7 separate regions of the Homo sapiens genome follow, and regions 1, 2, 3, 4, 5 and 6 are each linked to region 7. Evidence: read pairs that join two places in POLR2A ChIA-PET (ENCODE). Cell type or tissue: CD4-positive, alpha-beta T cell. All regions are shown on one strand. Region 1 overlaps SEPTIN9 (septin 9). Region 2 overlaps SEPTIN9 (septin 9). Region 3 overlaps SEPTIN9 (septin 9). Region 4 holds the start of LOC105371903 (a long non-coding RNA gene). Region 5 holds the start of LOC124904062 (a long non-coding RNA gene). Region 6 overlaps SEPTIN9 (septin 9). Region 7 overlaps SEPTIN9 (septin 9).

What was found. Peaks named below come from ENCODE experiments on the same cell type or tissue, not always from the same donor. Only the 100,000 strongest peaks of a DNase experiment are listed, where the experiment ranks them.
Region 1: POLR2A ChIA-PET joins it to region 7 with 26 read pairs; 16 of 35 experiments call an interaction of 5 or more read pairs at or near these places.
Region 2: POLR2A ChIA-PET joins it to region 7 with 18 read pairs; 17 of 35 experiments call an interaction of 5 or more read pairs at or near these places.
Region 3: POLR2A ChIA-PET joins it to region 7 with 20 read pairs; 17 of 35 experiments call an interaction of 5 or more read pairs at or near these places.
Region 4: POLR2A ChIA-PET joins it to region 7 with 11 read pairs; 22 of 35 experiments call an interaction of 5 or more read pairs at or near these places.
Region 5: POLR2A ChIA-PET joins it to region 7 with 24 read pairs; 15 of 35 experiments call an interaction of 5 or more read pairs at or near these places.
Region 6: POLR2A ChIA-PET joins it to region 7 with 10 read pairs; 16 of 35 experiments call an interaction of 5 or more read pairs at or near these places.

Annotation. Positions count from the first base shown.
Region 1 is chr17:77,380,338-77,384,337 of GRCh38, reverse strand. The region is part of intron 2 of SEPTIN9 (septin 9); the gene reads right to left. Among named protein-coding and RNA genes, the nearest start is that of MIR4316, 15 kb to the left of the region's middle. RefSeq lists enhancers at 716-1,253, 1,254-1,791. In CD4-positive, alpha-beta T cell, a CTCF peak has its summit at 1,731; a DNase peak (open chromatin) is centred at 1,647; H3K4me3 peaks cover 1,029 bases; H3K27ac peaks cover 1,638 bases.
Region 2 is chr17:77,403,333-77,407,332 of GRCh38, reverse strand. The region is part of intron 3 of SEPTIN9 (septin 9); the gene reads right to left. Among named protein-coding and RNA genes, the nearest start is that of MIR4316, 8.3 kb to the right of the region's middle. RefSeq lists a silencer at 1,120-1,239 and an enhancer at 2,110-2,159. In CD4-positive, alpha-beta T cell, no CTCF peak of the experiment used is centred here; DNase peaks (open chromatin) are centred at 1,252 and 2,302; H3K4me3 peaks cover 2,784 bases; H3K27ac peaks cover 3,994 bases.
Region 3 is chr17:77,454,671-77,458,670 of GRCh38, reverse strand. All of the region lies in intron 3 of SEPTIN9 (septin 9), which reads right to left. It overlaps LOC105371903 (a long non-coding RNA gene), which reads left to right. Exons shown (of 3, transcript XR_934990.3): 3 at 1-2,133. Among named protein-coding and RNA genes, the nearest start is that of MIR4316, 60 kb to the right of the region's middle. RefSeq lists enhancers at 1,104-1,183, 608-1,222, 1,223-1,836, 2,486-3,392, 3,393-4,000. In CD4-positive, alpha-beta T cell, no CTCF peak of the experiment used is centred here; DNase peaks (open chromatin) are centred at 220, 1,250, 2,280, 3,066 and 1 weaker place; H3K4me3 peaks cover 4,000 bases; H3K27ac peaks cover 4,000 bases.
Region 4 is chr17:77,459,975-77,463,974 of GRCh38, reverse strand. All of the region lies in intron 3 of SEPTIN9 (septin 9), which reads right to left. It overlaps LOC105371903 (a long non-coding RNA gene), which reads left to right and starts at 3,083. Exons shown (of 3, transcript XR_934990.3): 1 at 3,083-3,128; 2 at 3,593-3,652; 3 at 3,754-4,000. RefSeq lists enhancers at 1,389-1,588, 2,229-2,288, 2,309-2,428, 2,841-3,454, 3,455-4,000. In CD4-positive, alpha-beta T cell, no CTCF peak of the experiment used is centred here; DNase peaks (open chromatin) are centred at 1,714 and 3,734; H3K4me3 peaks cover 3,136 bases; H3K27ac peaks cover 3,600 bases.
Region 5 is chr17:77,388,601-77,392,600 of GRCh38, reverse strand. All of the region lies in intron 2 of SEPTIN9 (septin 9), which reads right to left. It overlaps LOC124904062 (a long non-coding RNA gene), which reads left to right and starts at 3,849. Exons shown (of 2, transcript XR_007065918.1): 1 at 3,849-4,000. RefSeq lists enhancers at 1-264, 265-994, 2,456-3,186. In CD4-positive, alpha-beta T cell, no CTCF peak of the experiment used is centred here; DNase peaks (open chromatin) are centred at 460, 2,330 and 3,150; H3K4me3 peaks cover 2,164 bases; H3K27ac peaks cover 2,890 bases.
Region 6 is chr17:77,475,320-77,479,319 of GRCh38, reverse strand. All of the region lies in intron 3 of SEPTIN9 (septin 9), which reads right to left. Among named protein-coding and RNA genes, the nearest start is that of MIR4316, 80 kb to the right of the region's middle. RefSeq lists an enhancer at 3,459-4,000. In CD4-positive, alpha-beta T cell, no CTCF peak of the experiment used is centred here; DNase peaks (open chromatin) are centred at 1,785 and 2,591; H3K4me3 peaks cover 174 bases; H3K27ac peaks cover 1,997 bases.
Region 7 is chr17:77,330,035-77,334,034 of GRCh38, reverse strand. The region is part of intron 2 of SEPTIN9 (septin 9); the gene reads right to left. Among named protein-coding and RNA genes, the nearest start is that of SEPTIN9-DT, 50 kb to the right of the region's middle. RefSeq lists enhancers at 3,005-3,580, 3,581-4,000. In CD4-positive, alpha-beta T cell, CTCF peaks have their summits at 2,234 and 2,441 (motif pointing left); DNase peaks (open chromatin) are centred at 864, 1,314, 1,734, 2,414 and 2 weaker places; H3K4me3 peaks cover 1,542 bases; H3K27ac peaks cover 1,745 bases.

The DNA.
Region 1 (4,000 bases), 50 kb before region 7:
AGTCGCCGTGTGCTGGGCACTGCTGAGGACAAAGGCCTGAATGACAAGCGGGAACAAAGTCACAAGGTCCCAAAACCTGCCCGAGGTCCCACAGTCAGGGCCTCGGAAATCCATGAAAAAAGCCAGTTTAATACCCTGCCACGGAACACAGGCAGGAGAGGGAGCAGCCCCCAGCCAGCCCCCAGCCAGCCTCCCGCCAGCCTCTTTGCGAATCACCCCACTCCGGGTCACAGTCAGGGCAGCCGCCGCCTTCCTCCCTGCTCGACAGCCCTTGAGGGCAGGAGCCAGCTTGCCCATCATTGTCCCCTCTCCACTAGGGCCTGGCACCCTGCCTGGCATGTAGTAGAAGCCTAAGAAGGGCTCACTGTGTTCATTCTGCAATAGTCAATGTGTATGAGTGCTTACCATACCTGAAGACAGTGATTTACTCTTGTCCCCATTGCACAGATGGGAAACTGAGGCACTGAGAGGCTGATGACTCCCCCACATTGCCGTGTGGGCAAGGGCAAGGCCAGATGTGAGCCGGCACGCTGGGCCATCGCGCCCTCTGCCTACACTCCGCCCTGGGCCTGGGAAGGCTACCCTCGGAGATCCCCACGATGCTGACACCTCGCTCAGCCCCTCCGTGCACCCTCTCCCACGCCTCCCAGCCACCCAAAGTACCAGCCAGGTAGCACTGTTATTCTGGTTTTGCAAACTCAGTCATTGAGTGGAAGAGCAGCCAGGCTGAAGTGGGGCAGAGGCAGCCCCCGTCAGACCCCAGGGTCGGGACCCTCAGCCATCCCCACTCTCCAAGGACTAGTAGACAGAGATTTCCATCGTGCTCAGCCAGGGGCCAGGGAACAGGTCTCCACAGTGGGGGAGTGATGGATGGATGCAGGTGCGGACTGGGAGGACCCGGGCCGGCCTTCCAGCGCTGGAGCCTCAGCAGCCCAATCTACCTTGTTGGGCTCTCGTGGGGATTAAAAGACACCTTGTATACAAAGTACCAGCCCAGGGCCTGGCACCTAGGAGGTGCTCAATTAAAGGAAATGGTTATGAAAAATAACAAGGAGAAGCTCAGTCACAGGAGGTGCCTGTGGGTAAGGAGAGAACAGCTGGAAGGGCCTGGACTTGGGTCAGAGACAAAGAATGCAAGAGGGAGGGAGGGAGAGAAGGAGGGAGGGAGAGAAAGAGGGAGGGAAAGAAAGAGGGAGGGAGAGAGGGAGGGTAGGGCAGGCAACAGCTGGCTCCAGGGCAGCTGTGTGCAGGAGCCTGCTTCATCATTTAAATATTAGGAGAGATGTAAATATTTGAGTGAGGTCCTCCCAGCCTGGCCTTGCTGTGGCCACAGCCAGGGCTGGAGAAAGAGTTCCTCCCTCACCAGGGTCTCCGTTCTGTGCCCCCTACCCCAGCTGTCCCAAGATTCCATGTTTCCGGGCCAGGAGTAGGGGTCTGAGAGCAGCAACCAGGCAGGGCAGCGGGGCTAGGGAGGGACCCCGCCTTTGCTTCCACCCTCCTCCCTCGCCTTTGCCTCCACCCTCCTCCCTCTGCACAGTACTGGGCCTGCAAAGGTGCGAATGAAGGATCTCCTCCCCCACCCGACCCCAAGGGGCCCAGGCGGCCAAGGGTTTCTTTTGTAGTTTAGAAAAAAAAGCAAAGCAGCCCTTTCTGAGGTTTTCTGGTGGAGGCCCAGGGTTTAAAGCTCGCTGCTACAAACCTGCAGCTCCCTCTGCCTCTCCAACAGTGCCTCTCTCCCACCTGGGTTATTTCACCACCCTGGTCCCTCCCAGCCCTCCAGGCCTCCTGGGGAGGAGGACAGATGCAGAGCCTGGATCTCGTGCGCAGCAGGGCCCCTCCAATGCTGCGGTGCACCCCGCTTGGCTGCGGGAGCCTGTCTCATGCCATGACCTGTGCTGGCACCAACAGCCCTCTCCCCCACCTCCCACCTGAGTGCCGAGGGCAGCTGTGCCAGGCACAGACATACAGTCTTCCACACACACTATGAGTCTGCAGAAATGGCAAGAGAAGGCCGAGCGCAGTGGCTCACACCTGTAATCCCAGCACTTTGGGAAGCCAAGGTGGGCGGATCACCTGAGGTAAGGAGTTTGAGACCAGCCTGGCCAACAGGATGAAACCTTGTCTCTACTAAAAATACAAAAAATTAGCTGGGCGTGGTGGTGCGTGCCTGGAGTCTCAGCTACTCAGGAGGCTGAGGCAGGAGAATCGCTTGAACCCAGGAGGCGGAGGATGCAGTGAGCCGAGATCACGCCACTGCACTGCAGCCTGGGCAACAAGAGCGAAACTCTGTCTCAAAAAAAAAGAAAGAAAGAAAAAGAAAAAAAGAAAAGGAAAATGGCAAGAGAAGCTGGCCAGCATCACCTGCCTGGCAAACTCCTACCCCGGTCTCTGGTTAGGAAGCCTTCCTCCAGGAAGCCCTCCCGTTCTACCCCTTCTCCTGAGCCCATGCCTAGACCCCCAGTGCCTAGAACAGAGCTGGCCCTTGGGGTACCCATGGATGGCTGTTGGATAAACAAATAAGCCAACTGCCTCTCCCACCCCCAGCGATGCTCCTGGCCTGGCAGGGCATTCAGCAGTAATGCTCCTCGAGTGGATCCCAAGGAGCACCTCTCACCGTGCAGTCTGCACCAGGGATTCCAGCCCTTCATTTTAAACCAAAGGAAAAAACCCAACCCCAGCAAACATACAGAGCACTCCATTCCCTGACCTTTAATGGGGGGCAAGAGGCAGAGGACAGAGGAGAAGACCACCCCTCCAGGCCTGGTTTGGAGCCAAAAAGACTTGTATGCTCTTACTGTAGATAACATCGGTCTCTGGGGGACATAGGGCAGGGGCCTGGCCTGCCCCTCGCAGGGAAACTGCCCACCCACGTGGAAAGCGGGGCCAAGGGTCCCTGCTTGGAACCAGCTTCCTGCACATGGGGTGGGGGGTGGGGACAGAAGGAGATCCTGCCTGGACTGCATGGAAATCCACCAGACTGCTGGCTGTTGACCTGGCAGGAGCAGAGCCATCTCCATCTTTCAGGGCCCTGCCTGGGGGAGGGGAGAGGCTAGGTGGCTCTGTCCAGGCCACATTCCCCATGGCCAGGAATGCTCTCTTCCCACCAGAAAGAAAGATGAGACAGGTCCATCCTGAACCTCCTGGATACAGGAAGGGGGTCTATCTGTGGCCCAGGTGGCTCCCTCCCTCATACCCAAGGGGTCCCACAAGGAGGTGCCAGGACCCCCAGGCCCTGCCCCAGGGAACTGCTGCCTGCAAAGGCCACAGGTAGAGACAGCCAGGAATGTTCTTCATGCCACTGGCTATGGGTTGGAGGCTGCGAAACCAGGCACAGAATCAGAAAGACCTGCCACAGGCTGCAAAGGGCTCCAGAGAGCTCCAGCCCCTCAGAGGGGCAGCACTGTAGAAGGGGTGAGAAGGAAAAACCAGCTCCCAGGAACTGCCCATTCAGAGTCTACATAACACCCAGGTGGCACGAGACAACGGCCTACTCCCCACCCCACCCTTCCGCTGTCCCTCAAGACCTGAGTCCCTGGGGGTGCCCCTAGCAGACAGGGGGATGTGGGGTAACTGCCCCCCTCCAACTGTACACCTGGAGGCAACCTACACTCAGATGACCCCTCCGAGGCTGTGACCAGAGCTTGGGGCAGGGGAGGGGAAGCGGGTGGATGGGAAGGCGAGGGAGACTCTCCCAGGAAAGCCGCTCCAGGTGTCTGCAAGGCTCCATCGCCCACATCCAAGGCACAGGCTCCTGGCTTTGAGGACACAGGAAATTCGATGCCATGTGGGGAGGAGGGCACTGCAATGTATTTAAGGCCAGGCCCCTTGATTTTCTGGATATTGGACAAATGATGGCTTTCCCAGTTGGCCCAGAGATGCCAGGAGTGACAGAATGCCAAAGGCTGTAGGGGGATATTCAGAAATTTCCGAGAAAGAAGATGGACAAGGAAAAACAAAAAAATACGAGAAGCCCAGTAGAGTCTGAGCCCCGCATTCCCGG
Region 2 (4,000 bases), 73 kb before region 7:
TCACTTACTTGGTATCTTATGGGATTTTTTTTTTTTTTTTTTTTTTTTTTGAGACAGGGTCTCACTCTGTCTCCTAGGCTGGAGTGCAGTGGCACAATCTCAGCTCACCGCAGCCTCAACCTCCCATGCTTAGGTGGTCCTCCCACCTCAACCTCCCCAGTAGCTGGGACTACAAGCGCATGCTATCATGCCTGGCTAATTTTTTGTATTTTTTGTAAAGATAGGGTTTCTCTATGTTGCCCAGGCTAGTCCCAAACTCCTGGGCTCAAGCAATCTGCCTGCTTCGGCCTCCAAAGTGCTGGATTTACAGGCATGAGCCACTGCACCTGGCCCCTTATGGGATTCTTTATAAAAACCAAGACAGGCTGGGCACGGTGGCATGATCCCAGCACTTTGGGAGGTCAGGGAAGCTGAGGTGGGTGGGTCACGAGGTCAGGAGTTCGAGACCAGCCTGGCCTATATGGTGAAACCCCGTCTCTACTAAAAATACAAAAGTTAGCCAGGCGTGGTAGCCCACGCCTATAGTCCCAGCTACTCGGGAGGCTGAGGCAGAAGAATCGCTTGAACCTGGGAGGCAGAGGTTGCAGTAAGCTGAGATCATGCCACTGCACTCCAGCCTGGGTGATAGAGAGAGACTCCATCTCAAAAAACAAAAAACAAAAAAAAAACACAAAAAAAAACAAAGACAACAGCCCTACCCTCAGAATCTAGTGGGGGCATGAAAGGAATTTTGAAGACTATACAGCAAAACCTCAAGCATGGATATCGCTGGCTTACAGGTGAATTTTAGGTTCTTTCTCATTTCTGTACTTCCTGCATTTTAAAGAAAGGGTACTCGATTACTTTTTATGATCTGAAAAACTACTTTCACATTTAAAAAAAAAAGTCTAGCAGAGGAAAGAAAGTTTATACACAAATCATTTATATCCCAAGCCAAACACGAGGTATTTGGACCAGGTTTTGAGGGATGCATAGGAGTTCACCAAGGCAGTGATGTAAAGAGAAGCAGAGGTCAGGGTTCAGGAGGTCAGGGCAAAGGGGTTGTGAGGAAAGGTGTGAGAGACCAAGGGAAGACCAAAGCAGGAGAAGCTGGGAAGGAGAGAGGTGTGAGCTGAGCAGGAGAGTGAATCAACCGTGGAGGGGCCTATGGTGAGTGAGCAGAGAAGGCTCAGCACGGGAAGAGATCTCAGCAGTGCTGTGCTTTGGGGAAGTCAGTCTGGGAGCAATTCAGCTGGGGCCCCAGGAGACCCTGCCCTGCACCCACAGCTCTGGGGTGGAGACAAACCACAGCACAGATGCCCTCCCGCAGGCAGAAGCCAAGGGGCTGGGCGTCTGCTCAGAGGGCACGGAACTCCCTCCATGATTCCTTTCCCCATGGTGCCAGCTGGATCCCTGGTGCTCGGGGGACAGAGGGGCCGCAGAGATTGGTCAGAGCTGTGCATGTCGGGGCTCAGGGAACTCCCAGCCCAGCCCCACATGGAGGGGCAGAAGGGGATGGGCCTGAAGGAAAGATGGGCAGGAAGCTGAGTTGGAGAGAACTGGATCCGTGTCCAGAACGGTCGTGACACAGAGAGGGAGGACGGAGAAGCAAGCAGGTGGTGCCTCGGAGGAAGAACTAGTGGGGCTCAGGCCTGGGCCCCCCGAGAAGCCACTCCCATCGGATTTCAAGAGCACTCCTCCATTGGGAAGGCCCTGCCCTCGTCTGTCCCTGCATTTCCTCCACCTGGACTTGCTTAGGCCCTCAGGACTGTCAGCCCAGCCCACGGACCTCTCCACGTGAGCTGGACTCCCACCTGCACAGGTCCCTGTCCGTGGGTGGCCGGGTCTGGGATGCTGATGGTTTTCTCCCATGCCCCGGCTCCAACGTGTACATCCTATTCCATGGAGAAAGCCACCGTCCCCCCAGAGCGCCAGGTTCCTGGCAGCTCTGAACGCTGCTGCCTCCACGTGGCCTGCCTTTCTCTCCCCTTCCTGGCCTGATGAAATTGTACTTCCACTGCTGGGGAAGCTCCCTGGACACTCCTTGTGTCCCAGCCATCCTGCTCACGGCTCGGTGAGCTCCAGAAAGCAGAGCCCGCAGGTTGTGTCCCTGGGCCTGGCTCCCGGCACAGTCTCTGGCACAATTTAGGGGCTAAACTGTGTCTGCCCCTGGAGGAGAATGTTCTTGTACATCCCCATGGACATCCCCCTACCTGTCCCCCAGAGCCAGGACCACGTCCCTGTGCATCCAGCACCAGCCATCACCGAGATTTAGATGGCTCGGTGACAACCGCCTCCCCAGCCACATCCTGTTTGACTCAGCTGAGTGTGAACACATCAACCCAGGATGGGGGTGTATCCGGCACGTCAAACAAAGGTCCTGCACCAACAGAAGGCAGGGGAGGAAACAGCCTCCTGCCACTCTGCAAACTGCCCATGCCTTTGGCCTGACACCATGCCACCAGCAACCACTGTCACTGAGTCTGGGTGGCTGGGGCAGGGTGGCTCTTCAGAGTCAAGCTTAGAGAGATGGGAGAGGGAACACGGGACTCGCACACTGAGGGCCGGAAAGGACCTTCCAAGGCCCACTAGCCTCTGGCTACTCAGTGTGTTCCGATGCCCCCTCTGTAGGAAATGCAGAGTCCCAGGCCCCAGACCCGCCAAGACAAATGTGCACTCCACATGCCCATGAAAGCATGAGGAGCACTGGTCTCCCCCCAAACCCACACCCTCTCCAGGCCCCACATCCTCCCAGCCCCCAAGCCCACTGACCACTGGAGAACTCTCATTCAAAAAGAAAAACCAAAAAGGGGTTGGGTGGCTCATGCCTATAATCCCAACACTTTGGGAGGCCGAGGCAGGAGGCTCATTTGAACCCAGGAGTTTGAGACCAGCCTGGGCAACCTAGTGAGAACCTGTCTCTACAAAAAAAATTTAAAAATTAGCCAGGCATGGTGGCGCGCAACCTGTGGTCCTAGGTACTTGGGAGGCTGAGGCTGGGGAATCACTTGAGCCCAGGGGGCAGAGGTTGCAGTAAGCAGTGATCACACCACTGCACGCCAGCCTGGAGGACAGAGCAAGACCCTGTCTCAAAAAAGTCAAAGAAAAGTCAAAGAAGATGGAAAGAGGGACTTAGAGAGATGTGGAAGCAACCCAAGGGTCCACCGATGGAGGAACAGCTACACAACACAAGTGCATCGCACAACAGAATATTATTCAGCCTCTGAAAGGAAGGAAATTCTGCCCCATGCTACAGCACGACGGATGAACCTTTAGGACGTCATGCTGAGTGAAATGAGCCAGACACAAAATGGGCAGTTATTGTATTTTTCCACACACACAAGGTTCCTAGAGTGGTCAAATAAATTCATAATAAAGACAGAAAATAGAATGGTGGCTGCCAGCAGCTGGGGGAGGGGCATGGGGAGCTTGGTCTAACGGGGACGGAGCTCAGTTTGGGAGGATGAAAAGGGTACCGGAGATGGACAGCGGTGGCAGCTGCGCAACACCGTGAATGTACTGAATGCCGCTGAAACGTACACTGCAAAGTGGCTAAAATTGCACATTGTATGTTGTGTATTTCACCACGGTTAGAAATAAGAAGCAGCAGCTAAATCAAAAACCCAGACTGTGCTGTTTGTCCAACCTAAAGAAGGCTTACTGAGCATTACTGAGTTCTGATCCTGTGCCCAGAATCAGACCTGGCTCTTGAGGGGCTTCTAACCCAGCTGGCACCTTACTATAGCCCCATGGAGCCACGATCCCTGCTGGGGCCAGGGGGCACGCTTCTGAGAAGGGACCCAACCATGTCCCACAGCCTGGCATTTCCAAACAGGCCCTGTGTCCCACAGGACTGGCACCAATCCCCTGCCTGTAAGCTCCATGTCAGCACGGCTGTGGGCTTGAGCCCTCCCAGGACGCTGCTGGAGCCCCATGGCCTCTCTCCTCTCGCCAGAAGGGCACCCCCAAATAAAACCGTGTGCAGCTATCACACAGCCCCCTGGTCCAGGCACCCCTTCCC
Region 3 (4,000 bases), 120 kb before region 7:
CAGCTGGTAACACACAATTAGCACTTCTGTGTCCAGGTTCCGTGCTGAGCCTCTTCAGTTTCATCCCCGTTTGTCCTCAAAATGGTCCCTGACATGGTAACCATCATTATCCATTTTTCAGACAAAAGACCATAGCTCTAGGAGAGGAGGAATGGCAGGTCTGAGGCCACGTGGTTCGTAACAGGCAAATGGACCCGGCAGTCACTCTACCCTCGAGTGGGGCTCCTCCCTGTCTGCAGACCTCGCTGAGGTTTTAGAGCCTGGAGCCAGTGAGTCTCCACTGAGCACAAGGACAGCGGCGGTGCCGGGGCTGGAACAAGGCAGGGAGGGGCCTCCCAAATCACAGTCCTGGCTGTGGACCCACCTTGGGACCCCGCCCTGGCTGGGAACCTTGCTCCAGCCCACCCGGGACACCTTCCCACCCTGAGTCCTGCACTGGGCTGTGCACGGGGTCTGCTGAATGAGTGAGGGCAGGAGGGATGGTGAGCAGGGTGGAAAGCGACTATGGTGGGTAGGCTTCTGCTGGAAGCTTGAAACATTCCTGGCGAGCAGGAAAATACCAGGGGAAGAGGTTACAGCCCTCAGAAGGGCTCGCTGGGGACTGTCCTGCAGCCCTCTCATCGGGACAGGCAGAAAATCCAGCCCCCCTTCAGGGTGAGTCCAGGAAGCCTGTGGGGGCACAGGCTCTAGCTAGGGTGGCGCGTGGGTTTACCCAGGGGACGCTGCCGTGGCCCAGAGTTAGGTTAAACCTCATGTATTCTGTAAATAATTATTTATAATAAACAAGGCTTATTCACCCTCTAAGAAGAGTAAAACATTACAGGAGGCACTTTCTCACCAACTAAACACGTCATAGTGACTTCACTGCGTCACTGAGGGAGGGCACCAGGGTGCCCGGTCCAGAGTAAACTGTGGCCAGGGGGACGGGCACACTGCCAAATCGGCCAGACCTCCACCCCTGAAAATGTGGGCTAAATTCTCTTCAACAAGTTACAAGGAAATTCAGTGTGAACCCCATGTTTCCACCACTATCGGCTGTTCTGGAAGACTGGGAGGAGGGGTCTTGCCTTTTCTCCACTCTTGGTCACAGGGTTTGAGGCCACAACTTGGACTGGGACCCCAATCTCCTTCCTGGGGAAGAGGCTCATTCAGGGTGTCTGCCAAGGCCCAGCGCATAAACACGGAACTCGCTTAACGTCTGCTCCGGCACCTCTGGGCCTCCCACACTGGGTTCCCCTATCTGACCCCTCAAGCAGTGAGAGTGATGGGACATGGGGCGCCTCTAGGGGAGACTTGGGGAGATGGAGCAAGCTTCCCAGCCCAAGGTGAGGTCCCGAGGCATGGTCCATGCAGTGATGCTTCTCACGGGAGGCCTGAGGCATGACCAGGAGCTTGGAGACTCAGCAGAGGTCTGGGCATGGGACTCTCGGTACGCAGCCAGAGCGAGGGCCGAGGCTGTATGGATGCAAGCAGGTGACCCTGTGCCATCGGGTGCCATCTGTGCCGGGCCCTGTGCAGCCGTCCCCATCTCACTGAGCTTCAGGGAGGTGAGGCAACCATCCCAGGCACACAGCCCCGGGGGCAAAGGCTGGACCCAGGTGTGTCTGATTCCAGAATTCAAGAAGACAAGTAGAGGAGTCTGAGTCCCCTGAGACCGCAGTGATGGCTTAGTGCCTCAGGATGGCCAGGCTGGCTCCTGCAGCTTTAGTCAACCGTGCCCTCCTTCAGTCATCCAGGGTCCCAGCGCTGGTCCCTGAGACCTGGTACTGGCCATAGGGGCCCATCTCTGGCTGTGGACATCTAGTGCTGGTCACTGGGATCTGGTATTGGCCGTGGGGACTTGTCCTTGGCTGTGGGGACCCAGCGCTGGTCCCTGAGACCTGGTACTGGCCATGGGGACCCGTCCCTGGCTGTGGGTACCCGGTGCTGGTCCCTGAGATCTGGTACTGGCCATGGGGGCCCGTCCCTGGCTGTGGGTACCCGGTGCTGGTCCCTGAGACCTGGTACTGGCCATGGAGGCCTGTCCCTGGCTGTGGGTACCCGGTGCTGGTCCCTGAGATCTGGTACTGGCCGTGGGGGCCCATCCCTGGCTGCAGGGACTCAGTATTGTCTATGGGGTCTGTCCCTGGCTTCGGGGAGCCAGTAGTGCCTGTGGGGCCCATACCTGGTGGTGGGGACCTGGTGCTGGAGGATCCTGACAGCAAAACCACAGAGGCGACAGGTAACAGCAATCCATTAGCACAGCGTGTGGCCTGCCCTAGCCACGGCACCTTCCTCCACTCTGTGCCCTCTCACCACAAAGCCTAGTGCAGGTAACGAAGCCAAGAGGTGGAGAACCCGCAGGAGGACGCACACCACACCTGCTCCTCGTGTGGCGTCCCTGCACCCTGGGTGGCTGAGACCCCCTGCTCCTCCTCCAGGCCTCTCCGTGCCAGGTCTGCGCTGTTCTCCCTGGCCTCGGCTCCCACCCACCCGGCCCCCCAGCTACAGACAGCAGCGATTCTCCCTCCCACTCAATGGGGCCACTGTCCAGCCCATCATTAGTCTTCAGGGCTGGCAGATGACACCGGCCACGGGCAGTGTTTCCTCCGGCCCCAGCACACAAGGCACAAAAGACACCATCCTGCCCCAAGACCCTCCTAGTCACGTGGCGCATGGGAAGCGGTGCCGGGAATCTTCCAGGGCAGTCCCCTGCCCCGGGGGAGATCGTGTTCAAATCCCCGAGGAAATGCTGCTCTTTGGCCCTTTTTCTGAAAAACCCCCCAAGGAGACCTTGTGCGGAGCGTGCAGGGAGAATGGAGATTCTTGTGAGACTGTCTCGGGATAGCCTCACAGAAACCACAAACTATTTGGATAAAAGTTGAAAATCTGCGGTCACACAATGCTGACCATTCATTCAAACACTCGTTGAGCAAGCACCTATGACGTCTGGGAACTCAGGACGTGGATCGACAAGACACAATCCTCATGTCCGTTCTAGTGACAGAGAGAGAGACGGCACCATCAACCCCGCCCGCTGGGGGCCCCCTTGGAGGGGGCGTGCAGGTTCAGGGCTGAATCTGCCCAGTGGATGTGCCACCCACGTCTGCGTACCTCCTGGTCCTGTGGTGGCCCCTGGAACAAAGGCTGAGAGATAAAAGACAAGGATCTGGGGGAGGGAGGACGTCCATGCACATTCCACTGGGGACACCAGCAAGGATGACTGTTCAGTGACCATTCAGTGACCGAGTCACCTGGTGCTTGGAGCCTGGCACCCACAGAGCAGGGCGGGGGCAGCAGGCCCTGCCGGGGGCACAGGCCTGAGAAGGGAGTGCTGCCAGCCAGGCTCGACGGGACAGAGAGCGAAGGGCCCCCTTCCTGAAGGCCATGCAGAGGCCGGAGGTCAATGTCAGCAACTCCATCAACGTCAGTCCCCTGAGACCGACCCAGAGTTGGGGTTCCAAGAGCAGTCTTGGGCGCTCAGGAGCCAAGATCTCACAGAGGGTGTTCCCCACCCTTAGCTTAGGGAAAGTGACAAATCTGGAGTGCTTCTGCCCATGGTCCAACTACTGAACCCAAATGAATGCATTGACAAATCGCATTTAGTGTTATTTATAGGGAAAAGGGAGGGAAAAAAAAAAAAGAAAGAGAGCCAATCGCGTTTAGGCCGGCCGGCCAGGGGGAGGACAGATGGGCCATCACCTCTGCCACTTTTCAGGCCCTTTGCACTGACCCCCCACCCCCAGCAAAACCAAGGCCCAGCCCCTTCCCGCAGCCCCGGAGTCGGCTGGGATGAAGCAACTCCTGCAGGCAGATCATTAGGTCTACTGTGATGGTTCCAGCAGGGAACCCAGCTCAGGCCACAGCAGCTCAGGCGCCTGCAGAAGGCCCAGACCTCTGGGTGTTAAGCTCTCTCTTCCTGCACCCGCTCCGGGGCCCGGTGGGGTGGGCAGTGTGCGATTCCCAGGGTTGATGAAAGAGAGGAGGAAGAGGCTGAGCGGCGGCGAGTTTGAACAGCCAA
Region 4 (4,000 bases), 130 kb before region 7:
ATCTTCAGCCAACAACTGATCAAGAACAATGTTAACATCACTTGTAGGAATGCTGTGTTCTCTAGGATTTGACATTTTCAGCGATCGAGAATTACTATTTTTTTTTAAATTTTATTTATTTATTTATTTTTTGAGATGGAATCTTGCTCTGTCGTCCAGGCTGGAATGCAATGGCGCGATCTCGGCTCACTGCAACCTCTGCCTCCCGGGTTCAAGCAATTCTCCGGCCTCGGCCTCCCAAGTAGCTGGGATTACAGGTGCCTACCACCACGCCTGGCTAATTTTTGTATTTTTAGTAGAGATGGGATTTCACCATGTTGGCCAGGCTGGTCTCCAACTCCTGGCCTCAGGTGATCAGCCTGCCTCAGCTTTCCCAAGTGCTAGGATTACAGGCATGAGCCACCACACCCAGCTGAGAATTACCATTTTTTTTTAAAGGAAATACCACTACTAAAAATGGAATGCTATAAACAGAATGATGTCTTTTGTTTCCAAAGTCGATATACTAGAGTGATGTGAAAATAATAATAAAAGCAAGATACTTCCCGGCAAATTTATCTTGGGGTGAACGCTGCAGCCACAAGCACTGCTGGTGAGTATTCTCGGGGCAAACAGGAAAAGGGTGCAATCAGGAGCCTGGGTAAAGCAGACTGTGTGCTCTGATGGGGGTGGGCCTCACCCGATCAGTTGAAGGCAACAGGGCTTGGAACGCACACTCCAAGATACAGTGCCTTGGCATAGTAAATATTTTCAGCTGAAGGAATTTAAGAAATGGCAGGTCCAAGAAGAACTCACTGACCTGCCCCTTCTCTGAAGTAGATCATAAGCCCCTCACGTAAGAGGTGCCCTCCCTACACCCAGCGGAAAGGAACAGCCTCATCTCCAGAGACAGAGGATCTGAGAGGGGCCCCAGTACACAGGTCTTGCCGAGACCCCCACGGGCTCACTGTTCAGCTCATCTTTTGTTGCTCTGTCACAGTTTCCCACGACTTTCCACTCTTCATCAAACCCAGCATAAAAACGCTCAGGCCTAGGCTAGGCACAGCAGCTCACACCTACAATCCCAGCACTTTGGAAGGCCAAGGTGGCCAGATCACTTGAGGTCAGGAGTTGAAGAACAGCCTGGCCAACATGGTAAAACCCCATCCCTACTAAAAATACAAAAATCAGCCGGGTGTGGTGGCACACGCCTGTAGTCGCAGCTACTTGGGAGGCTGAGGCATGAGAATGGCTTGAACCCAGGAGACAGAGGTTGCAGTGAGCAGAGATCATGCCACTGCACTCCAGCCTGGGCAAAAGACAAGCAAAAGAAATAAACAAAAAAACTGCTCAAAACAAGCAACAAACAAATTTAAAAAACAAGCAAAACAAATAAAAACTGTTCAGGCCTAGGCCGGGCACAGTGGCTCACACCTGTAACCCCAGCACTTTGGGAGGCCAAGGCAGGAGGATTGCTCGAGCCCAGGAGTTTGAGACCAGCCCGGGCAACATAGTGGGACCCTGTCTCTACAAAAAATAAAAAATTAGCCAGGCGGGGTGGCACATGCCTGTAGTCCCAGCTACTTGGGAGTCTGAGCTGGGACTTAAGAGTGGGTTCAGAGCAGCTCCCGGGGCCGGCAGCTGGGCCCCAGCTTGAGCCCAGGAAGTCAAGGCTGCAGTGAGCCGTGATCGGGCCACTGCTCTCCAGCCTGGACGTGCGACAGAGTGAGACTTTGTCTCAAAACAAAACAAAAACCGCTCAGGCTAACGGTTTCTCTGGGTCTTCATTTCCTTATGAAGGCTCGGTGTCAAGTAAAACTTACTTGAATTGTTATGCTTGTTTCCTGTTAATCTCTGTCAGTCTAATTTCCAGGGTCCCAGCCAATGAATCCAAAACCGATAGAAGGAAAGGGTTTTTTCTCAGATTTTGTTCTGATCAGGTCTTTGTAATTTTGTGACAAAGGCCTGAAGGTCTGAATAGGAGGACACAAGGCCTGAGTGAGAGAGAATTCTTCCCGCTTAACCGCCTTCAACCTGGAACATCAGATTTTTCCTGCTTCAGACTCAAACTGACACATGCGCTTTTCCTGGGTCTCGGGACTGGAACGACGCCATTGGCTCTCCTGGGTCTTGGGCCTTCAGGTGGACACCAGAGCCGCAACATGGGCTCTCCCGTGTCTCCAGCCTGCTGATTTACTCTGCCAATCTTGGCACTTGCCAACCTCTGTAATGAGGTGAGCCAACTCCTCATAATAATAAATCTCTTTATCTAAACACACGTACACACCTTCTATTGGTTCTGTTTCTCTGGATGACCCTAATACAATCACTTTGTGAATACAGCAAAACCATTGAACTGTAGATTTTAAAAAGGTCAACGTCACAGTATGTGAATTCTATCTCCATAAAGCTATCACTTAAACAGCAACAAGAAGCTGGTGAGCCCTGTGCACTCCTCTGCAAACAAGAGCAGGGACAGCGTCGTCCTTGCCCTCGGATGTCCCCAGCCTCCAGCCCGAGTCTAGGAACATCTTTCATGTGTCCCCTCCTTCAATTCTGTAGCCCAAGGGTGGGGGCGGTCCTCAGCCTGGTACCTTCTCTGCAGCTCCTCACCCTCTCCTCACACCAGCCAATGGACACAGAGGTCCCCCCATGGATTTTTATTTTTATTTATTTATTTTTATTTTTTTGAGACAGAGTCTCACTCTGTCGTCCAGGCTGGAGTGCAGTGGTGTGATCTCGGCTCACTGCAACCTCCGCCTCCTGGATTTGAGTGATTCTCCTGCCTCAGCCTCCCGAGTAACTGGGATTACAGGCACGTGCCACCACACCCAGCCAATTTTTTGTATTTTTACTAGAGGTAGGGTTTCTCCATGTTGGCCAGGCTGGTCTCGAACTCCTGACTTCAGGTGATCCACCCGCCTCAGCCTCCCAAAGTGCTGGGATTAGAGGTGTGAGCCACCAAGCCCAGCCTCCCCACAGATTTTTAAAAGGGCCCTGGGTAACACAGACTGGGATCTGCTAAGTCACTAAATGACCCTTTTAAATAAAGAAGGAAGTCATAAACCTCCACTTAAAAGGAGTGGGGGATGGCAACAGAAACACAGCCAGTCAGAAGCCGGAAGGGTCTCACTCAACTCATCCCCAAGGTCTCTGGGCAGAAGGGACAAGGGAAAACCTGCCTCCCAAACACCCCACTCGGCACCCCACTCCCCGGATGCAAGATGCAGCTGTGCATAGCGGCAGCAGTGAGGACCCTGGCCTGGCAGGCCCCCACATCCCTTGCTGAGGGCTCCAGGGGCCAGGGCTGCTCAACAGGACCAAGAGGAAATGACCACAGGAGCCCCCAGCTGCTGGGGGTGGCCCCCGCGGTTTCCTGGGCCATTTCTGGTGAACCCACTCCAAATCTGGAAGAGGCCCAAGCCCTCTCGCTCCCCGTATCCCAAACCCCAGCCACGCCAGCCAGGAGCCTTGGGGGATGAGAAAAAATTCAATTAAGCCCCACTGTGCTGGGTGACATAGGACCCAGAAGGAGAGGGGCCCCTGGACTGCTCAAGTTTAATGATAACTTCAGCAGCTGGGTCCCCAAGTTAATTAGCTCTTTCCTCCCCAGCAGTCCTCGGGGAGCACCACGGTGAGCTGTGAGGAGCCAGCCCAGCACGGCACACACAACGTAGGGGCCTTCCCGCACTCCCACTCCACAAACACCAGGGCCCCTCGGGGGACCAGCCTCCCATCCCTGAGTCATTTCTCCCCCACCGCTCTCTCAACAAGGAACAGAGAAGGAGCTTCTACTGCTTAACCAGATGTAGAAACTGACGCACGCACAGAGAGGTCACGTGTGATATGGTTTGGACGTTGTCCCCTCCAAATCTCATGCTGAAATGTGATCCCTGATGTTGGAGGTAAGGCCTGGGGGGGGTGGGGCTTGGGTCATGGGGGTGGATCCCTCATGGATGGTTTGGTGCCCTCCCCACGGTCACAAAGTCCGGGAGATCTGATTGCTATAGAGTCTGGGAGG
Region 5 (4,000 bases), 59 kb before region 7:
TAGCAGCTAAGACCCGCCTCCAGTGCCGGCCCAGTCCGCAGGAGGCCAGCTTGGTGGCCAAAGGTTACTGACTGCCCAGGCTTATCTGCACACGTGGCCCAATGACTGAGGTCTGGGACCTGGGGTCATCATCCACAGTACCTCTGGACAAGGAGGAAAAGAACCATTTCCACTAACCCCTGGATGGAGGTGCAGGGAGCGTCAATAGTATCCCTGAAAACTTCAAATGCACCAGGGGGGTCAGCACCCAGGGAAGAGCCACAGGAGGCCACTCTGATGGATTCTGATGACTATCTTTGCTCAAGTGTTAGGAGGAGGCTTCTTTCTCTCTGCCTCTGGCAACCCTGGGCCCAAGAAGTCCCAGGCACTCCGGAGGTCCTTCCTGCTCATCACAGCCCCACCCAAGAGGCCTGGCTCACTCTGCAATGATGATGTGAGAATGAGCAGGTCTGCCTAGTGCCAGAGCCTGTGGTTGGATTTTCGGCTGAGGCCAAGAGAAATAAACAAGCCTCCTCCTTCCCTCTGCACGCTACAGGAAGAGCAGCTCGCTGGCTGCAAGGGGACCCTCCACCCTGCCTATGGGGCACAGCAGCCCACAGCATTCCTTCCAGAAACGGAGCACTGGCAGGCCTGGGTCCCTGTAAGATGGAACACAAAGGGGTGGGCAGCTGACCTCAACAGCCAGCCCTTGGGATTCCAAACCTTCTCTTATCCCCCAACTTTGTGATGTTAATTTCTCCCTGGATAAAGCTCTCTAACAACCTGGCAAGCCAGCACCAGCTGAACCAGCCCCAGCTTGAACCAGCAGCTTTCCCCAGCCCAGCTACAGTCTCATCCCTCCAGAAGGGAAAAGAAGTCCTACGGATTCCTTTACAAGGAACCTCCAGAATCTGCTATGGTGTCCGCAGGGGACATTGGCACCAACTCTGGGTTTATTAAATGTAGTGGGTTCAACAGTGTCCCCCAAAACGATATGTCTTAAGTCCTAACTCCTGGAACCTGCGAACATGATCACATTTGGAAAACGGATCTTTGCAGATGTAATTAAGGTAAGGGTCTCAAGGTGAGATCATTCTGAATTTAGTGGGCCCTAAATCCAATGGTGAGCATCTTTATAAAAGACAGAAAAGGAGAAAGACACACAGACAGGGGGAGAAAGCCACGTGGAGACAGGGGCCAGAGATCAGAGATGATGGTGATGCGTCTGCAGGCCAAGGAACGCCAGGAATCTCCAGGAGCCGCCGGAAGCTATGTTTGTAAGCCCCCAGGTTGTGGCACTCTGTTACAGCAACCCCAGGATATAGACCCCAGGAACAGAACACAGAAAAGAAACGGGAGGAGGCCTAGAGCCTGCTGTGGCCACTCCAGCCATTCCATTCGACTCCCTCAGTGTCCCGTCAATTCTGAAGCCCCTTCTAGCCACTGAGTCACCGGTTCTGAAAAGGAGATATGGGTGTCCTGGAGCTGGTCTAGCCTGGCAGGAGGCAGCCTCGCCCCACTGCCCTCTCATCAGCCATCAGCTCACACAGGCCCTTCACAGTGGGCAAGTGCGTTGTTGCCCCAGCCTCCGCCGGCCCTTCTCCTGCTCGGTCCCATCAGCCGCAGAGCTTTCTGCTGTTGTCTCCTCTGGCTCAAGAGGCCCATACATCCAGCCTTCCTGGGACAAACCCAGCTCACATCTGTTGTCCCACCGTAGTCATTCAAGGGTCCCTTTCACTAACGTGTCCCCCAAGGGACAGTAAGTTATACGGTCGCCCTACCTGGGGCCAGAATTGTGCCCCACCAGAGCAAGGTCTTGGAGTAACCACACCCAGGGTCAGGGAGCCACCTGTTCAAGAACAGAAACGTGTGGCCGGGCGCGGCGGCTCACGCCTGTAATCCCAGCACTTTGGGAGGCAGAGGCGGGCAGATCACGAGGTCAGGAGATCGAGACCATCCTGGCTAACACAGTGAAACCCCGTCTCTACTAAAAACACAAAAAATTAGCCGGGCGTGGTGGCGGGCGCCTGTAGTCCCAGCTACTCGGGAGGCTGAGGCAGGAGAATGGCGTGAACCCGGGAGGCGGAGCTTGCAGCGAGCCGAGATCGCGCCACTGCACTCCAGCCTGGGCGACAGAGCGAGACTCCGTCTCAAAAAAAAAAAAAAAAAGCGAAATGTGCAGTTTTTTTTTTTTTTACCTCTGAAACATGAAGGGGAGGTGACTGCAGGCCTTCTGGGAAAGATTTCTCTACTCCTTTTTTTTTTTTTTTTTTTTAAGACGGAGTCTTGCTCTGTCGCCCAGGCTGCGGTGCAGTGGTGCCATCTCTGCTCACTGCAAGCTCCGCCTCCCGGGTTCATGCCATTCTCCTGCCTCCGCCTCCCGAGTAGCTGGGACTACGGGCGCCTGCCTGGGACAGCCACGTAGCAGCTTCTGCTTCAAGCCATCTCTCTTTACGCAGAGCAGAACCAGGACCACAGTAAAGGCTCCAGAGGAGGCCACCGCTCACAGGGCCTTGGGTCCTCTTCTTGAAAGGCAGCCCAGCCTCCAAGAGGGCAACAGCGACTGATCCGGGACGAAGGCCTCTCTGTGCCTGCTCCCGTCATCTACCGCGTGCCCCTGGTTCCGGCAGCCACAGGGTCATTCCAGGCGGACTTTAAAGTGGCGCTAAGTTGCTGGACTTCCTCTTTTCTTTACTAAATCAGCTATGGGAATGGGAGCACCTCTGGCACACTCTCAGATGTGCTGCACTGGTCTAGCGCTCCCCCCACCCCCGGGTTCTAAACCAGCTGCTGGCTGCTCCACTAGGAGCAGATTGAGGGGAAATGGGCGGAAGCCGCAGGGGAAGAGATGTGAGGCAGATAAAGAGGAAGAATTTCCTGGCTGGGGTGGGGCCGCCAGGGCCTGGGTGGGAGGGCCGCCCACCCTCCGTCCCTGGTGGAAGGCAGCAGAAGGGTGGGACGGATCTGTGTGGGAGGGTCTAGGTGTGGCCTGCCTGGGGGTAGGAGAGGGACCAGATGACCTTTCAGGTCTCCTTGGGTCAAAGACTCCCTGATAAATGGCTGTCGCTGAAGGCAGGAGCGAGGCCCTGGGAGGTGATTGACTTCGAAAAACCACAGGCTGCAGCTCTGAGGGCCTCAAAGGTTAAGTACGGAGTCCCCCAAAATGAGGCTTTCCTCAGCTTTAATCCACCCACGCCCTTTAGGTGGCCCCAGACACCCCGCCAGGGCCTCTCTGGCAGCTCTCCGTCCTCGATTCTGGAGACAGAGAAACGTGATGCTGGCTCCTGGTCTGCTCATAGCCCCCTCGTCCCCACCACAGGGTCGCCAGCCACCTCCTCAGCCTACCGCGTGCCCCTCCTTCCCCTCTACTTCCGACCCTCCAACAACAGCAGACTCTTCCCCAAACACTCCTTTGCCCAGACCCCGGGCTTCACGCATGCTGCTCTTAGAAATGCATCCCAGCTCCCTGCGAGGAGCCAGCAAGGCTGCTCGGTGCTTCTTCCCATGGATGGGAAGCTCTGCCGGGGACCAGGACCCGGACCTGGAGACCCTGAGGAGCGTGTTGGTCAGTGTCTGTTCTGAGGCCCGGGACAGAGCTGCCAGGCACAGGCAGCATCGGTGTGAGGGTCCAGCCTCCCGGACAAGCTCTCCCTTGTCTGTTCCCAGACCTGTCACTGCACACACAGGCGGTGACCATTCCTGATCTGCCTGGGCAGAGAAGCCACCCCTCCCTCCCTCCTCGTCTCATTGTCCATTAGGGGAAATGTTACAAGCACTTAAAAAATGCAAAAAAAAAAAAAAAAAAAAAAAAGCGCCTAACACCAGGGGCCACTTGGCCCAGGTGGAGCCTCCATTAATCACGGGGCTCTCTGTGTTGTGGCCCCAAGGCGGGCAGCCGATGGCCTCTGCCCGAGCCAATATGAGCTGCAGCCTAATTACAGGGGACGGTGACCCCAGGGAGCAGAGTTCAGGCTCCGGTCACAGCTGCACCCAGGAGCCAGCTGCTTCCCAGACCTGCAGA
Region 6 (4,000 bases), 150 kb before region 7:
ACACTTTCATCCTGGCCCCAGGACACCATGGTGCTCAGACAGCTGGAAACAATGGTAAAGATCACCCACTCCATTGTCTGTGACCACGACACCGTCCGAGGCCTGCGCTGCTCAGCGTGGTAGCCACTGGCCACGTGACTTTTCCTTTTAATTGTCATAACGTTTGCCACGGTCACTATTTTGAAGTGTGCAGTCCAGTGGTGTTAAGTACATTCGCATTGTTGTGTAACAAATCTCCAGAACTTTTTCATCTTGTAAAACAAACTGTCCTCATTAAACAACTCCCCAGCCCCATCCCCCAAGCCTCTGGCAACCTCCATTCTGCTGTTTTTCTGAATCTGACTACTCTACGGACCTGGTATAAGTGGAATCCTACAGGATTGTCCTTTTGTGACCAAATTATTTCACTTAGCGTAATACCCGAAAGGTTCACCCTTGCTGTTGCAGGTATCCTAACTTCCTCTTTACGGCTGAGTCAAATTCCTTGTATGTTCCACCCTTTTTTTTTTTTTTTTTAGACAGAGTTTTGCTCTTGTTGCCCAGGCTGGAGTGCAATGGCGCGATCTCGGCTCACCGAAACCTCTGCCTCCCCAGGTTCAAGCAATTCTCCTGCCTCAGCCTCTCAAGTAGCTGGGATTACAGGCACCCGCCACCATGCCCGGCTAATTTTGTTTTAGTAGAGACGGGGTTTCTCCATGCTGGTCAGGCTGGTCTTGAACTTGTGACCTCAGATGATCCACCCGCCTCGGCCTCCCAAAGTGCTGAGATTACAGGCGTGAGCCACCACGCCCGGCCTGTCCCGCCTTTGATTTCTCCATTCATTTGACCGCGGGCATTCGGGTTGTTTCTACCCGCTGGCTACTGTGAACAGAGCCGCTATGAATGTGGGTGTACAAATATCTCTAGCTCTTTAAGATGCTGTGCATTCTTTTGAATCCACACCCAGAAGTGGAATTATGGGATGCTACGGTGGTTCTAGTTTTCGTTTTTTGAGGAATTGCCACAGTGTGTTCACAAGTGACTTCTGAGCACTTGACACTGAGCTAGTCCAACTGAGGAACGGAATTTCTATTTTTATTTAAATTTAAATAGCCACATTTCATAAATGGCAACTATACTGGATGGTACAGAATTCCAGTCCAACCTACTCTTTACTAATGGGGAAACTGAGGTCCATAGAGTGATTTTTTTTCCTGAAATGCCACTGTAAGTGGCCAGGCCAGCACAAGACCCTCACTGAATTTGGCAACCCTGAAATTTCACACTCCTGCTTGTATGATATGCGGTTAACACCTGTGACCCCCCCCAAAGACCGTGGGCTCCAGCAAGACGGCAGCTGCCCCGTTGAGATCCCCATCGCACCTCCAGGCCTCGCCCTGCTACGAACACGGTTGTGCAAGGATCTGTCTGGGTCCCTGCTTTCCATTCTTTCGGGTATCCAGACTAATTATCAGCAGTACCCACGTCGACTCTCAGAAAGGTTCTGATTTGGACAGTAACTGACACGTCACCCCACAGTCAAAGCAAAATGCAGAGCTTCCCTCCCGGCTCCGCAGCTGGGAGTCAGAGGCCTCAGGCTCTGGTTTCTGGCTCAAAGTGACTTTTTGCAAGTCTCTCCAGCCTGGCAAACAGGCCATGCACCTCCTGACCTCCCTCCCAGCTCCTGCTCTGCGAGCTCCTGGGTGCCCGAGGCTGTGGCTTACTCAGTGATATCCCCAGCTCCTAGTGCAGCCCGTGAGTAGCACAACACACCCGGCTCCAGAAATAACTAACACATCCGCCAACAGATGCGTGGAGAAACCCAACGTGCTGAGTCAACACAGCGGACTATTTCTCAGCCATAAAAAGGCACGAGCGTGCGCCAACACAGATGAACTCTGAAAACATTCCAACTGCAAGAAACCAAGCACAAAAAGTCACATCTTTTAGGGTTCTAGTCATATGTTCAGAATAAGTACATCTGTAGGGACAAAGCGCAGATTGGTGATTTCCAGGGGCTGGGGGAGGGGGAGTGACTGTGTACCGAGGATGGCGTTTCCTTTTGGGGTGAGGAAAACGTTCTGGAATTAGAGGTGATGCTTATAGAAGGTTGTGAAAAAATGCCACTCAACTGTGCTTTCTGAATCGGCGGATGGTGTAATATGGAAATTATATCCCCATGAGGACGGGAGAGGAAGGGAAAGAAGGGAAGGAGGGAGGGGGAAGGAAACAGGGAAGGAAGGAAAAAAGGGAGGGGAGGAGGGAGGGACGGAAGAAGGGAAAGAAGGCAGTCATTTCTAGTGGAGCTGGATTGAAGAGTCCAATGGGTGCAGCAAACCACTATGGCACTTGTATTCCTATGTAACAAACCTGCACGTTCTGCACATGTATCCCAGAATGTAAAGTAAAATAAAATAAAGAGTCCAGTGTTTTCCACAAGTGCCCAGGAGCCAGCTTTACAGCTCAGAGGACAGCTGAGGCCCAGAGGCCAACACTTAGGCCTGAGGTTCTCAAGTTGGTGTCGCCAGACCATGCCCCAGACAAACTCCCCCATCTTCTTGCAGCAAGGGTGTTTCTAGGGTGGCAGCCAGGCGGAGGTGTCAGGTGGCGGGAGACCTTGACAGTTTCTCTGCAGGTTCCCATTCTGAACCCAGGCCTTATGCCAGGGCCCCTCTGCCATTCACTGGCGCTGGTGGCAGTAGGTCACCGGTCCCGTGATGGGGACTGCCCCCAAATCTGCTCATCCTGGGGACCAGCTCCCTCCTCCCCGCAGGCGTCCACTGGGCCATCTTTTCTCCAGAGTTGCAGGTGGGTCTAAGGCAGGGATGAAAGGGCTGTAATCCACGCAGCCCTGAGCCAGCACCCTCTGGGAACATCTGCACTTAGTGACAAATTCTTACCCCAACCCCAGGACCTGCCGAGGATGAGGGAATCAGATTGCTGTCTGTGGCTGGGACGGGGGCTGTAGGATATCTGGCTGGGAGGCAGTGCCCAGAGAGGAGGCAGCTATTGGACATGACACACTTTAGGGGCACTCACACTCATCACAGCCCCAGGGCTGACCCTGGCCCACCTGGCCTGGTGCCGAGAGAGGGCTTGACACAGCAGGCTTGCAAAGCCTGACTTGGAAACCAAGACCCAGGGGCCGCCCTTCTCTGCCTACCCCTCCCTGTGTGTCATGCTGCCTGGTCTACGTCCCAGAAATGTCCACACAAGTCCCATCAGCCTTGCTGGCCAAATGCAGAGATGGTGCCGCTGGGGCAAGGGACCCTGAGCCACCGCCCAATGCCATTCCCAGCTCCAGGGGAGTGACAGCCGGGCCTGCACCCCAGGACAAAGTGCTCAGGGTCAAGTCAATGCCATTCCCCTGTCTTCCCCAAACCCAACCCACACCTGGCTCTCAGAGCACGGACCGAAATGGCCACATCCCCACACACCTTGTCTGTCACTGCCAATGGTGGCCAAGCAGAATGCAAGGTCATCCTCCTCCTGCCCACGGAGGCCTGTGAAGCCACTGACCAGGCCACGGCAGGGGAGCCGGTGGCACTCACCACACCCTGTCAGCCTTCCAGGCCCGTGTCCAGGAGAAAGCTGCCGGCATCTACAGCTGGTGCCCTTGCCCCGGCGAAGACTTCCTTGCCTCCATCCACCCCGGCCCAGCGTGGGCCCAGCAGTCTCCTTACTTTGCCTCGTAACAATGCACACTGGAGCAGCCTCCAGCTGCCCTCCCTCTGCAGGCTCCCCTGAATCCAGACCCTGGGGCCAGCACCCCTGCGGCAGCCCTACGGCCACCTGCAGGCCTTCCCAGAAACTTGAGCCCATGGGGGCACTTCAGGTCCTATAAACTAACAGATGCTCCCTGTCCCCCACAAAGGGGCTTCTTAAAGCTGAGTGAGTCCCTGATGCAGGCAATGCTAGGAGGACAGTGTCCGGCCAGGGCTGCTCCCTCCTCCTCTCCTATCTCCCTGGGTGCCTGCAAAGTCCTTCAGATCCCTGCTGAATCCTGGGGAAGCCCTGCCTC
Region 7 (4,000 bases):
AAGAGCAGAAGCCTGTAGCTGGGGAACAAGGTGTTCATTCTTTCAAGCATTATAAAATGAAGGCTTCAGAAATCACTCGATCTTGAAACAACATAATTTTAAAAAGAAGTAAGACGTGGACAGATAATTTTACAAAGGAAAATACGTAAATGACCAACAAGGATCTTGGAAAATTGTGCGACCTCATAAGTCACCAAGAAAATACAAAATAAAAGCTTTAAAAAAAAATGAAGTTTGGAACAACTGAATAAACACATAAAACGACAACAAAATGAACCCTGACCCTCTACCTCACACCATATGCAAAAGTTAATTCATAAAAGCTATATAACTCTAAGCCTTCTAAAGGAAAACATAAATATCTTTGCAATTTGGCAGGGTAGGCAAAGGTTTCTTACAAAGAACACAGAGAGAGAACCACAAAGAAAGGAGTTTGTTAAATTAGACTTCATAAAAATTAAAGTGACACACTTTTGCTTATTGGAAAATACCACTAAGAAAATGAACAGGCCGGGCATGGTGGCTCATGCCTGTAAAACCGGCTCTTGGGGAGGCAGAGGCAGGAGGACAGCTTGAGCCCAGGAGTTTCAGACCTGCTTGGGCAATACAGCGAGACCTTGTTCTTGAAAAAGGAAAGAAAATGAACAGGCAAGCCACAGACTGGAATAAAATATTTGTAAAACACGTATCTGACAAAAGATCAGTATCCAGAAGAAAAAGTCAAGCAACCCAATTTTAAAATGAGCAACAGATTTGAAAAGACATTTCACAAAGGAAAAATATATGAAGAGCCAATCATGAAAATGTGCTCAACCGCATTAGTCATCAGGCCAAAGCAAATTAAAGCCATAATGAGATGATACCACTACACGCCCACCAGAATGACTAAGATTTCACAGAGTGACAGCACCAAATGTTGGCCAGGATGTGGAGCAACTAGAACTCGTATCCATTGCTGGTGGGAGTGTGAAATGGAAGGGCCACTTTGGGAAAAGATCTGGCAGTTTCTTATAAAACTAAATGTATACCTACCCTATACCTACTCTAGGTGTTTCTACAGAATAAATGAACGCCCATATGCACAGAAAAACTTGTACAAGAAGAACCAGCGTAACAGGTTTACTCATAAGAGCCTCCAGATGGAAACAGCCAGGGGTCTTTCAACAAGAGAATGACTAAAAACCCACAGAATGTTCACACAGTGGACGTTACTCAGCAATAAAACAGAACAAATCGCTGGCACCTGCAGCAACATGGGTAGCTCTAAGAAACACTCAAACTGGCAAAATTATTTCGTGGTGGAAAAAAAGCACAATTGTGGTTGCCCTGGGGAAGGTGGGGACTGTGATGCACCTGGAGGGGCATGAGGAACTTACTGGGGTGATAGTGATGTTCTATGTTCTGGTCAGGCTGGGATACACGTGGATACCTTTGTTAAAATTCAAAGAACGGAACGTTTCACACCTGTGCATCTCAGGGTATATACATTTTACTTCAAAGAAAAACAAAAATAATCACAGACAAATGCCGGACTCTAGTTAATGAAATGCAAACTGAGGTGTTGACAGGATGTTGTGTGCTGATTTCTGCAGCTTATTTTAAGTGCATCAAAACCAGCGTGGATGCTGGTGGCCAGAGGGATTTGTGGTGAAGCAAACAGCAAAATGGTTGCTGTGGAATCTAGGTGGTAGGTGCATGGGTGTTTACTTTAGAATCTTTCATGGTTTCTTTTTTGTGGTTTTGTTTTGTTTTGTTTTTGAGACAGGGTTTTGTTCTGTCGCCCAGGCTGGAGTGCATTGGCACAATCCCAGCTCACTGCAGCCTCAACCTCCCAGGTTCAAGCAATCCTCTCACCTCAACCTTCCGAGTAGCTGGGACTCCAAGCCTGCACCACCATGCCTGACTAATTTTTTGTATCCTTTATAGAGATGGGATCTCACTATATTGCCCGGGCTGGTCTTGAACTCCTGGGCTCAAGTGATCCTCCTACCTCAACCTCCCAAAGTGCTGGGATTACAGTCATGAGCCACCACACTCAGCCCTCTTTCATCTTTTCTATGTTTGAAAAGTTTTACGGCAAAAAGTTGGAAAAATGTAAAAAAGATTGAAACCTATCAACCAAAAATAGGAAAAATAAAATAAAAGAGATGGCAGGAGACCACCCCCTTTCCCCCTAACTCAGCTTCCAACCCTCCCTTTCCCCGCCCAGTTAGGACAGGAACCCCAAGGGCTCGGGCCCCCCGTGCCTGTGCGGGGAAGGAGGCACCCCCGTGCCTGTGCGGGGGCTGGTCATCTGCCCTCCGGTGCATTCTCTGCACTCCACTTCCCCTCGCCCGCAGTGAGCAGTCACAGTTGGCGGAAACTACACCCAGGCAGCCTCTGCCCACAAATTCAGTGAAAATGCAAACCCCGCAGGAGCTGGACTCTCGAGAGCTTGCGGCGCCACCTGCTGGAGGAAAGGCTTTCTGCACCCGAGTTCCTCTCCCCTTCCTCGCTGCCACCCGCCTCCCTGCCCAGGCTGGGCGGGTCCCCTCTCTGCAATCTCGGGGCACTGGTGCACGGGAAATGCCCAGTGCTTCATAACCTCCCCCCACCCACACCTCAACATCCAGTCCTCAGTGGACACCGCCCCCGCTCGACAAACATATCACACAGGCACAGTCCAAGACCACCCATTCCAGGAGGAGCATAAGCCCCAGTGCCCATCACCCCAGCCTCTTCCTCTCTCCCTCTGACGCAGTGACATAGGCCCAGGACACTGAAGACCCTTGACTTTATAAACATGCTGAAGTCAATCATTCTGAAGCTGTAGTTTTTATTATTATTATTATTTTTTATTTTTTGTAAAGACAAAGCCTTGCTATGTTGCCCAGCCTGGTCTGGAACTCCTGGATTCAATTGATTCTCCTGCCTCGGCCTCCCAAAGTTCTGGGATTGCAGGTGTGAGCCACTGTACCCAGCCTGAAGCCGTAGTTCTTTAATTATTGTCAACAGCAATACCCATCCCTCTGTGAGCAGCAGGGCCTGCTGGCATGGCTGACAGCCCTGCATCACTGCATCGAATCTGCTGCCTGGGACTCCAGGTGAGCTCCGATTCCCAGCTGGAGGGACAAGCTGTGTGGGGCTGGGCAGGGTGAATTGCGGGAGACCAAGCCCAGACTGAGGGCCACAAGCCACATGAGCACTGGGGCCAGGCAGGGACAGTGAAGGAGACAGTGCAACTCTGAGGAAAGACAACGCCACAGAATGGAGAGGCCCAGGCCCGGGGTTCCCTTCTGCTGCCGGACAGGCATGCCTGTGCCTCTCCCCCAGTCCCCGTGATGGTCAAGCCATGTGCTCTCTGAGAGGCAAGCGAGGCTCCTGACAGCAGGCTTTAGGCTTTAACCAAATTGTCTGTTCTGCAGGGTGAGCTGCACAGGTGCCCCCACTCCCGACTTCTTTGAATCCCTGTTGTCTCCAAGTCCTACCCATCCTTTCCAGGTGAACAGAAACACTGCCCAGGGGAGAACGGAGGAAGAATCCAGGAAAGGCTGCCCGAGAGCCTGGCTGAGTCCACGCCATCGCCAAGAGCAGCGCCAAAACTCAGGAGCTGGTGAGATTATGGCTCAGGGCCCACATCAACATGAGGGGGTGTCAGTCCCATGATCAATGAGTCCCTGTCTCACCACCTCCTGCCATCCACACCTTGAGGGCCACAGCCAGCACGTGAATTGGAGCTGGCTCCCGGCACCTTCCTTCCTACACCAGCTCCACAATGTGAGGTGGGGGCCCGCCCCCAGAGGCACCCGGAGCAGCAGGTGCTCCAAGAGGGGGAAGTCCCCCCGAAGCCCTCTCTCACCCACGGCACAGGACGCAGAGGGGACAGAGCATCAGGAACACCCAGCGATCACAGGGGTCTGTCCCGAAGGAGAGGAGGCAGGAGGCAGGGAGAGTGGCTGGGAGGCTAGTCTTGGAGTGTCCACCCCCCATTCCGAGGGAGAGGAAGGAAGCAGAAGGTGAG